Regions from separate parts of the Homo sapiens genome. Here region 1 is linked to region 2. The links are chromatin contacts, found by Hi-C or POLR2A ChIA-PET in ENCODE. All regions are on one chromosome and are shown on one strand. Each heading gives the region's core, a stretch centred on a gene start or an enhancer-like site at or near the end of the contact. The rest is flanking DNA. Distances are from core to core; before and after follow the strand shown.

Region 1 (5,263 bases), core at 356-2,855, 78 kb before region 2:
GCAACCTCCGCCTCCTGGGTTCAAGCAATTCTCCTGCCTCAGCCTCCCGAGTAGCTGGGATTACAAACGCCCACCACCATGCCCAGCTAATTTTTGTATTTTTAGTAGAGACGGGGTTTCACCATGTTGGCCAGGCTGGTTTCGAACTCCTAACTTTAGGTGATCTGCCCACCTCGGCCTCTCAAAGTGCTGGGGTTACAGGCATGAGCCACCGTACCTGGCCCCAGCTGTTATTATTTTTAATTGATACCTAATACTTGATATCTAATACATATTTTATTGATACCTAATACATATTTACAGGGTACACTGGGATATTTTGATACATGTTTACAATGTATAAGGATCAAATCAGGGTAATTAGCATATCCATCACCTCAAACATTTATCATTTTTTTGTGTTGGGACATTCAAAATCTGCTGTTCTAGCTATTTGAAAATATACAATAAGTTGTTGTTAATTATAGTCACCCTATAGTGCTTTAGAGCACTAGCACTTATTCCCCCTATCTAGCTGTACTTTTATTAACATTAAACAACCTTTAGGCTGTGTGCGGTGGCTCATGCCTGTAAACCCAGCACTTTGGGAGGCCGAGGTGGACTGATCACCTGAGGTCAGGAGTTCAAGACCAGCCTGGACAACATAGCAAGAACCATCTTAAAAAAGAAAAGAGAAGAATATTTAAAATTTTCTTCACTGATCATTCAGGAGCATATTGTTTAATTTCTGTGTATTTGTACAATTTCAAAAGTTCACCTCGCTGTTGAGTTCTAGTTTTATTCCACTGTGGTCAGGAAAGATACTCGATATAATTTCAATTATTTTAAATTTGTTGAGACTTGTTTTGTGGGCTAACATATGGTCTATTCTGGAAAATGTTTCTTGTGCTGATGAAATAATGTGTTTTCTGAATCTGTTGGATGAAATGTTCTGTAAATGTCTCTTTGTTAGTCTAAAATGCAGGGTTTTTTGTTTTTTTGAGAGAGTCTCACTCTGTTGCCCAGGCTGGGAGTGCAGTAGCATGATCTTGACTCACTGCAACCTCCACTTCCCAGGTTCAAGCAATTCTCGTGCCTCAGCCTGCCAAGTAGCTGGGATTACAGGTGCCCGCCACCACACCCAGCTAATTTTTGTATTTTTAGTAGAGACAGGGTTTTACCATGTTGACCAGGCTGGTTTTAAACTCCTGGCCTCAAGTGATCCGCCCACCTCAGCCTCCCAACGTACTAGGATAACAGATGTGAACCACCGCGCTCAGCCTAAAGTGCAGTTTAAATCTAGTGTTTTGTTGTTGATTTTCTGTCTAGATGATCTGTTCAGTGCAGAGAATGGGGTGTTGAATTCCCCAGCTATTGTATTGGTGTCTATGTCTCCCTTTAGATCTAATAATATTTGCTTTATATTATGTATCTGGGCGCTCCAGTGTTGGGTGCATATATATTTAGAATTGTTACCTCCTCTTACTGAATTGATCCCTTTATCATTATATAATAACCTTTTTCTTTTTTTTAATCGTTTTTTACTTGACGTCTGTTTCATCTGATACAAGTACAGCTACCCTGCTTGCTTTTGGTTTCTGTTTGCATGGAATATCTTTTTCCACCCTTTCAGTCTATGTGTGTCGTTACAGATGAAGTGAGTTTCTTGTAGGCAACCGTAGTTGGGCCATGTTTTTTAATCCATTCAGCCAGTCTATATATTTTAAGGGGGGAAGTTTAATAAGTTTACATTCAAGATTATTATTGATAGGTGAGGACTTCTGTCATTTTGTTAATTATTTTCTGTTTTTTTAAATATATCCTTTGTTCCTTTCTTCCCCTCTTATTGTTCATCCTTGTGATTGGTGGTTTTCTGTAGTGGTAAAATTTGATTCTTTTCTCTTTCTCCTTTGTGTATGTGCTCTACCAGTGAGTTTTCTACTTTTTTGTGTTTTCTTGATAGTAATTATCATTTCACTTCCAGATGTGGGACTCCCTTGAGCATTTCTTATAAGGCTGGTCTAGTGGTGATGAATTCTGTCAGTTTTTATTTGTCTGAGACATGTCAGGCATTTAGCTTCAGGACCTGATTCTAGTTCCCTGCCCTGTGGCAACAAGTAGAAACAGATCCCTGGTACCCTGCTTAAGTATTACACCAGCTAGATGTGAGCAGATGAGAAAATCAAATCCTTCTATTTTGCCAGGGATTAATTCATTCTCAGGATTGTAAATATTACATTTCACCTTTCACCTCACAGAACTGTAGAATTAGGAGGTGAGCTGGGCAGCCTGCCCAGCAAGACATTATGATGTATACAATACAGTGCACTACTAAGGATGTGTCTTTAAAGGCATTTACAGCACACAGTTTTTTTTTTCCTTATAATTTTGCTGCTCTTTATTTGTAGTAGTAGATAAGGAATTAAGAAAGCAAAAATGAGTGCTTTGACTAGGTCTTTTGCCTTTGAAAGTAGCATTAGTAAAATCCCCTCTTCTTTTTTATTCTTATAAAATTTACCCAATTCACTCTGTCCCCCAGCCCATCTGTGTTCACTTGCTGTTCTTGCTGCTCTCAGTTTTTAAAAGCTTATTCTAAAATTACATCAAAGCAACCCCATTTTGACAAAATTAGAATTCTGGTAGGAAACGCTTGCCATGAGGCTGTGGAGAGAGGCCCAGCAAGACTTTTGTATTTTATTTCAACCTCTGTCGGTTAAACCTACAATTCGGCAGATGATATAATTACCTCCCTGGGGCAGGTCTCTATCTCTGCCTTGGAGAAATAGCAAAGTCCAAAGTAGTCTCCTCATTCAAAGATGTTGCAAACGAAGGCTGTTTTGATCTTTATGTATTAGCATTTGGGTGTTAATCTTTCTGGAGCTCCTGACAGAAAATTCCTTTAAATTTATTATATAATTCTAAAATATTGGACATATTTGTTTCAAGCATCTGTCAGTATCCTTACTCTTTCCATTTCACTCCCCACTGCCTTAATTAGTCATCAGGTCCTACTGATTTTTAACTCCTAAGCATTTCTCAAATCTGTCTCCTCAGTATGTATTGTTGGTTATATAACTCCATCTCCATTTTCACTGTGCTGCTTTAGACTATCTTTTCTTGTCTAGATTAGTGCCTGGCTTATATTATGGGCTTCATAAAGTGGGATCAATGAATGAATGATTCATAATCTGGACAACTGCACTCTAACACCTAACTGGAAAAAAAAAAATCTTAAGATCTATCTTCCATGTAAAAGCATCTATCTAAAATGCAAATCTTACTTTGATAATCTCCAGGTTAATAAACCTCTTAGACGGCTCTCAGGCCTCCCCAAAACCATCTCTCATTTCACTGATCAAAAAAATAAAAATTTAAAAATTTTAAAACTTAAAAAAAAAATTGAACATTTCACTGGTCAAAAAACAAAAACAAAAATGATCTCCGAGCATGCCTCCCTCACACCCCACCCTGCTGTGCATCCCTTTCCCACCCCCAGCCTACAGAGACCACCCAATAACCTCTTCTTTGCTACATGACCCTTACCCTCCTTCTTCAAGAGTCATACTTTCTCCTTAGAAACTTTTCCCCCCACTTTCTGGAAACTGTAGATTCTTTCTTGCTTATGGTTTTTGTAATGACATCAGCCATTTAGAATTCATGATGTGGCCAGTCTCTGCTATCTGCCTCTCCACAGAGCTTGCTCAGATAATCCATCAGGATTTAGTCACAGATCCAAAGTAGGGAGCTAGAAGGGAGCTTCAGGCTTGGTCTCTTCGGGTTGAAGCTAGAAAACTAATCTATACTGAACACAAAAATGAAGCTGAGTAATAGCCAACCTATACATCCTAGGAATTAACTATTGCTTATTTTGCCCCCAGCCAGTCTCTCCACACTCCTCTCTCCTTTACATTTGTTTTAAACACTATATATATATATACACTTTATTTATATATATATACTTTTTATATATATATATATATAATATGTGTAATTTTTTTTTTAATTAGCTGGGCATGGTGGGGTGTGCCTGTGATCCTAGCTACTCAGGAGGCTGGGAGGCTGAGGTGGGATGATATGTGGGATTTTATATATATATATATATATATATATATATATATATATATTTTTTTTTTTTTTTTTTTTTTTTTTTTTTTTGAGACAGAGTTTTGCTCTTGTTGCCCAGGCTGGATTGCAATGGTGCGATCTCAGCTCACCGCAACCTCTGCCTCCCAGGTTCAAGCGATTCTCCTGCCTCAGCCTCCCAAGTAGGTGGGATTACAGGTATGCACCACCATGCCTGGCTAATTTTGTATTTTTAGTAGAGACAGGTTTCTTCATGTTGGTCAGGCTGGTCTCTAATTCCCGACCTCAGGTGATCCACCCACCTTGGCCTCTCAAAATGCTGGGATTACAAGCGTGAGCCACCGCACCCAGCCTTAAACACGGTATATTAGCCCAACACTGTGTGAGAACTGGGATTCAGAAAACCAAGATATAGGTCTCCGTTCTGCCATCCACTAGCTATGCTATGAGTCAGCCATGAAAATTCTCTGGGCCTCATTGACTGAATCTGTAAAATCTGACTTGATGAGGATTATATTCATTGAACTCTGAGGTCCTGTCCATTTCTTACACCCTGATTCAAAGACCGCACAGAATCTCTAACCCAGATATTCTTAACTAGGGTTCTTGTATGTCTGGGAAGATGATGAAAGAACTTCAAGGGGATCATGAGCTCTTTAAATTCTATATAAAATCCAAGGCTGGGCGTGGTGGCTCACGCTTGTAATCCCAGCACTTTGGGAGGCTGAGGTGGGCAGATTGCCTGAGATCAGGAGTTCGAGACCAGCCTGGGCAACATGTTGAAACCCCCTCTCTGTGAAAATACAAAAACAATCAGCTGGGTGTGGTGGCATGTGCCTATAGTCCCGGCTACTCAGGAGGCTGAGGCACAAGAATTGCTTTGAACCCAGGAGGCAGAGGTTGCAGTAAGCCAAGATCGTGCCACTGTGCTCCAACCTGGGAGACAGGGAGAAACGCTGTCTCAAAAAATAAATGAATAAATAAATAAATAAATAAAATAAAATAAAATAAAATAAATTCTATGTAAAATCCTTTGTGAACTTGCTGCATCACCTTGGCCCACAAAGGGGGTTTTCTTATCTTTTTTCCTCTTTCAAAGTAATGATAGTCTATGGTTGCCCTACTATGTATTCTCTTTTTATTATTTTATTATTTTTTTTTTTAGAGACAGGGTCTCACTCTGTTATCCAGGCTGGAGTGC
Region 2 (5,000 bases), core at 390-2,889:
TCTTTCCAGCTTCTGCACCTTTCTCAAGATTGTACTGAGGGCACATCCCAAAGGAGCAGGCATTTTAATTGCCTATACAAGCCAAGCAAACAAGAAATACCTTGGCCGTGTCAGAGGCGTTGGAACCAGAGTGACTCCGTTTTGAGTGAGGGCTAGGAAAATGAGGCTGGGACTTGCTGGTCTGCATTCTCAGAAAGTTAGGCATTCCCAGCCTCTAGATGTTTACGGTTAAGGGAAGACATTAATAACGTTTACCGCCGGGCGCGGTGGCTCACACCTGTAATCCCAGCATTTTGGGAAGCCGAGGCGGGCGGATCACTTGAGGTCAGGAGTTTGAGACCAGTCTGGCCAACATTGCAAAAACCCGTCTCTACTAAAAATACAAAAATTAGCCAGATGTGGTGGTGCATGCCTGTAATCCTAGCCACTAGGGAGGCTGAGGCACGAGAATCGCTTGAAGCCGGCAGGTGGAGGTTCCAGTGAGCCTCGATCGCACCTTTGCACTCCACCTGGGTGACAGTGTGAGACTCTGTCTCAAAAAAAAAAAAAAAAAAAAAAAAGTTTACTAAACAGACCCAGACTTGGGAGTGTCCAGATATCGCAATACCTGGAGAACAAAGGCATTCCTAATTTTGCTTTAAAGATAATAGTATTGATGCTTGAAAAATATAGTAATTAAGAAAATTAATCCTTTATCATAAACCCTTGTAGCAGAGCGCATCTCCTCATACATAGGACTATTGTATCTAGGGTGGACACTTTCCTCTTACTTTCGGGAACATCCTACTCTGTCTATGGAGCAGCTGTTCTTTCACCACTTTACTTTCTTACTAAACTTGCTTTTGCTTTGCACTGCGGACTCGCTCTGAATTCTTTCTTGCGCGAGATCCAACAACTCTCTCCTGGGGTCTGGATCAGGACCCCTTTCCTGTAGCAACCCTATCGCTCTTCTCCACGGCACGTTCACCTCACATTCCTAGAGCTTTAGGATTTACTCTGAGGGTTCATGTGCTTTGATTCTAAGGCGAAAGTGCATTTCCAAGTCTACTATCATTGAGGACCTGGCACGAGCTTTTTCCTCTTTATTTATTTTTATTTTTAATTTTTTTGAGACGGAGTTTCGCTCTTGTTGCCTAGGCTGGAGTGCAATGGTGCGATCTCAGCACACTGCAACCTCCGCCTCCCGGGTTCAAGCGATTCTCCTGTCTCAGCCTCCTGAGTAGCTGGGATTACAGGCGCCCGCCACTAGGCCCGGCTAATTTTTGGTATTTTTAGTAGAGACGGGGTTTCACCATGTTGGCCAGGCTGGTCTCGAACTCCTGACCGGTTTCGAACTCCTGATCCACCCGCCTCGGTATCCCAAAGTGCTGGGATTACAGGCGTGAGCCACCGCGCCCGGCCGCTTTTTCCTCTTTAAAGAAAAAAAGATTATTTGAACTGTCCGTCGTGGCAATGGAGAGGGATAGCCTTAGAGGACATGGCGGTTCATTATTATTATTATTATTACAGAACAATCTTAGACTCTGTCCGCACCCTGCACTCTAGGTCCCGCGACTCTCAGACCTCCAAGTAGGACTACAAAACAGAGGTTTCTGGGGGAAGGAAGTGACGATCGGCGCAAAGCATGCTGGTCTCAGGCGGTCTCCGCTCAACGATCCTTCCTCAAAGCATGGTTGCTGAGTACCCAGAGTTGCGAGGAGTTTTTTAACTGGTATTTTTCTCGTTTGTCAGGGTTAAACGTTAAGTACCATTTGGTTTTTAGTACAGTGTTAGGTATCGTGTGGCTGCAGGACAGGACCAGAAATCTAAGCTCTAGAGCTGTAGCCGCTGGCCCTTCGTTTGTGCATCCTTCAAACAAATTTTAAGGGGCAGTTGTCATAAATCGGGGGAGCCTCTCGATGGCGGGATCCAGCGGAGACACAGAGCCAGAGAGCGCGTGGGTGGATATCAGGAGAGTTTTCTGGTTCAGTTGAGGAGTGGGGTGAACTCCTTTGATCGATGGAAGGAAAAGCAGAGTTGAAGGGTTTGAGCATCATCTGCAGGCCAGAGTGAAAGCGATTTGGAATGTGGTTGTGGATCGGAATAGACCTGTGCCAGATGAATTTCCTCAGACTGCACCCGCGGCAAATCGGTGACCCCTCTGCTTTAGGCCGAATTGTACATATTAACTATTTTCCTTTTCCTGATAAAAATTCTCAAGCAGCCTTTACACGTGTTCTTTTCCCCAACTATAGTATCAGTTCCTATCAGTACATGCATTAATACTTAATTGTATTAAGTTACTTATTACGAACTTGAGGCAAATCACAGATGTTCTCTGTCTCTAGGATAGGATGGAGATTAGGGATAAGACATTTGCTTACGTGGAACATATATTAACCAGCACTGGTGGTTGTTTCAGATTTAGCCAGGTGGCAATCATGAGTGAATGGATGAAGAAAGGCCCCTTAGAATGGCAAGATTACATTTACAAAGAGGTCCGAGTGACAGCCAGTGAGAAGAATGAGTATAAAGGATGGGTTTTAACTACAGACCCAGTCTCTGCCAAGTGAGTATGCATCCTACTTGCCTGAAATCTTGACACCCCTTTGTGCTGCCTGTATGTTATAGACAAACTAAGAAAGCAGATAAATGAAAAGCTAATTATTAATATTTTCATATAAGAATTTTTTGTTTGTTTGAGACAGGGTTCTACTGTCACCCAGGCTGGAATGCAGTGGCGAGATCTCGGCTCTTTGTAACCTCCACCTCGCAGGTTCAAGCGATTCTCCTGCCTTAGCCTCCCGAGTAGCTGGGACTACAGGCATTTGCCACCACGTCTGGCTAATTTTTGTATTTTTTGTGGAGACGGGGCTTCGCCATGTTGCCCAGGTTGGTCTCAAACTCCTGATCTCCAAGGATCTGCCCACCTTAGCGTCACAGAGTGCTGGCATTACAGGCTGAGTCACTGTACCCGGCCTACATATGAGAACTTAACTGCCTTTGAATCTAAATGCTGTTCTGACTATGGATTACCTTATCAGACCAGGCAACTTCATAGAAATTGGGCATAGAAATTATTCTTACTATATATATATATATATATATATATATATTTTTTTTTTTTTTTTTTTTTTTTTTTCGGGGGTGGGATGAAGTCTCACTCTGTTGCCCAGGCTGGAGTGGTGCAGTTACAATCTTGGCTCACTGCAACTTCTGCCTCCCAGGTTCAAGTGATTCTCATGCCTCAGCCTCCCCAGTAGCTGGGGTTACACACATGTGCCAACATGCCCCACTAATTTTTTGTATTTTTAGTAGAGACGGGGTTTCGCTATGTTGGCCAGGCTGGTCTCAAACTCCTGACCTCAGGTGATCTGCCCACCTTGGCCTCCCAAAGTGCTAGGATCATAGGCTTGAGCCACCGTCCCCAGCCTATAATTTTGTTTATAAATACTTCACTATATCTCTTAAAAGAAAAGGACTTTAAGGCCGGGCATGGTGGCTCACGCCTGTAATCCCAGCACTTTGGGAGGCCGAGGCGGGTGGATCACGAGGTCAGGAGATCGAGACCATCCTGGCTAACATGGTGAAACCCCGTCTCTACTGAAAATACAAAAAAAATTAGCCGGGCGTGGTAGCAGGCACCTGTAGTCCCAGCTACTCAGGAGGCTGGGGCAGGAGAATGGCGTGAAGCTGGGAGGCAGAGCTTGCCGTGAGCTGAGATCGCGCCACTGCACTCTAGCCTGGATGACAGAGCAAGACTCCGTCTCAAAAAAAAAAAAAGAAAAAGATAAGGACTTTAAATAAATGTAACCACAAAAACTTTTTTTTTTGAGATGGAGTCTCGCTGTGTTGCCCAGGCTGGAGTGCAGTGGCGTGATCTCAGTTCACTGCAACCTCCACCTTCCCAGTTCAAGTGATTCTCCTGCCTCAGGCTCCTAAGTAGCTGGGATTACAGGCGTGTATTTTTAGTAGAGATGGGGTTTCACCATGTTAGCCAGGACGGTCTCCATTTCCTGACCTTGCAATCCACCCACCTGACCTCCCAAAGTGTTGGGGTTATAGGCGTGAGCCACCTCACCTGACCTTTTTTTTTTGAGATGGAGCCTTGCTCTGTTGCCCAGGCTGGAGTTCAATGGCTCGATCTCGGCTCACTGCAACCTCTGCCTCCCGGATTCAAGTGATTCTCCTGCCTCAGCCTCCTAAGTAGCTGGGATTATAGACATGTGCTACCACACCCGGCTAATTTTTATATTTTTAGTAGAGATGGGGTTTCACCATGTTGGCCAGGCTGGCCTTGAACTCCTTACCTCAAGTGATTTGCCCGCCTTGTCCTCCCAAAGTGCTGGGATTACAGGCGTGAGCCACCATGCCCGGCCTAGTTATTGTTTTTTTAACTCTAAAAGTTAAGTCTACCCTGCCTTCTTCTTTTTTTTTTTTTTTCCACGACAGAGTCTTGCTCAGGCTGGAGTGCAGTGGCATGATCTCGGCTCACTGCAACCTCTGCCTCCCAGGTTCAAGCAATTCTCTGCCTCTGCCTCCCAAGTAGCTGGGATTACAGGTGACTGCCACCACACCCAGCTAATATTTGTATTTTTAGTAGGGATTGGGTTTCACCATCTTGGCCAGAGGTTGGTCTTGAACTCCTGACCTCGTGATCCACCCGCCTCGGCCTCCCAAAGTGCTGGGATTACAGGCGTGAGCCACCGCGCCTGGCTACCCTGCCTTCTTTTCTAATACACATTTAAGGCATTCATAACTTGTTTAATCCTTTAACTGTATCCCACAATGATTGGCTGTAGGCTGGGCAAAAAGTTTACCTATTTAGGATCCTTAGTGAATGTTTGTTGAATAAATGGAAGCATTCATTGGTGACAGGATTAATTTCAAACAGAGTAGAGTGTCATCTATTATTTTAGTGACCTACTTGGGTTGATGATGCCTCTAAACTTACTTTTCCTCCAAAGTATTGTCCTTGTGAACTTCCTTGAAGATGGCAGCATGTCTGTGACCGGAATTAT

The links. A loop is a pair of places that touch in the nucleus more often than their neighbours do. ChIA-PET counts read pairs that join two places held with the same protein, here RNA polymerase II (POLR2A). Pooled maps may share reads with other maps.
Region 1: a pooled map shows a loop between it and region 2 (4-fold over the local background). The contact joins the enhancer-like site here to the promoter of GEMIN6 in region 2. A Hi-C loop is called at or near these places in 4 of 50 pooled maps. POLR2A ChIA-PET finds 5 or more read pairs at or near these places in 5 of 52 experiments (H1, MCF 10A, T-cell and 2 more).

The regions. Positions count from the first base shown.
Region 1 is chr2:38,698,991-38,704,253 of GRCh38, forward strand. The region is part of intron 4 of GALM (galactose mutarotase); the gene reads left to right. The region is part of intron 1 of LOC124905993 (a long non-coding RNA gene); the gene reads right to left. Among named protein-coding and RNA genes, the nearest start is that of GALM, 36 kb to the left of the region's middle. Within about 2 kb of position 1,606, at least 4 of the 41 ENCODE cell types and tissues checked have a DNase peak (open chromatin) inside an H3K27ac peak, as active enhancers do.
Region 2 is chr2:38,776,571-38,781,570 of GRCh38, forward strand. It overlaps GEMIN6 (gem nuclear organelle associated protein 6), which reads left to right and starts at 1,640. Exons shown (of 3, transcript NM_024775.10): 1 at 1,640-1,711; 2 at 2,402-2,548; 3 at 4,947-5,000. The coding sequence starts at 2,421.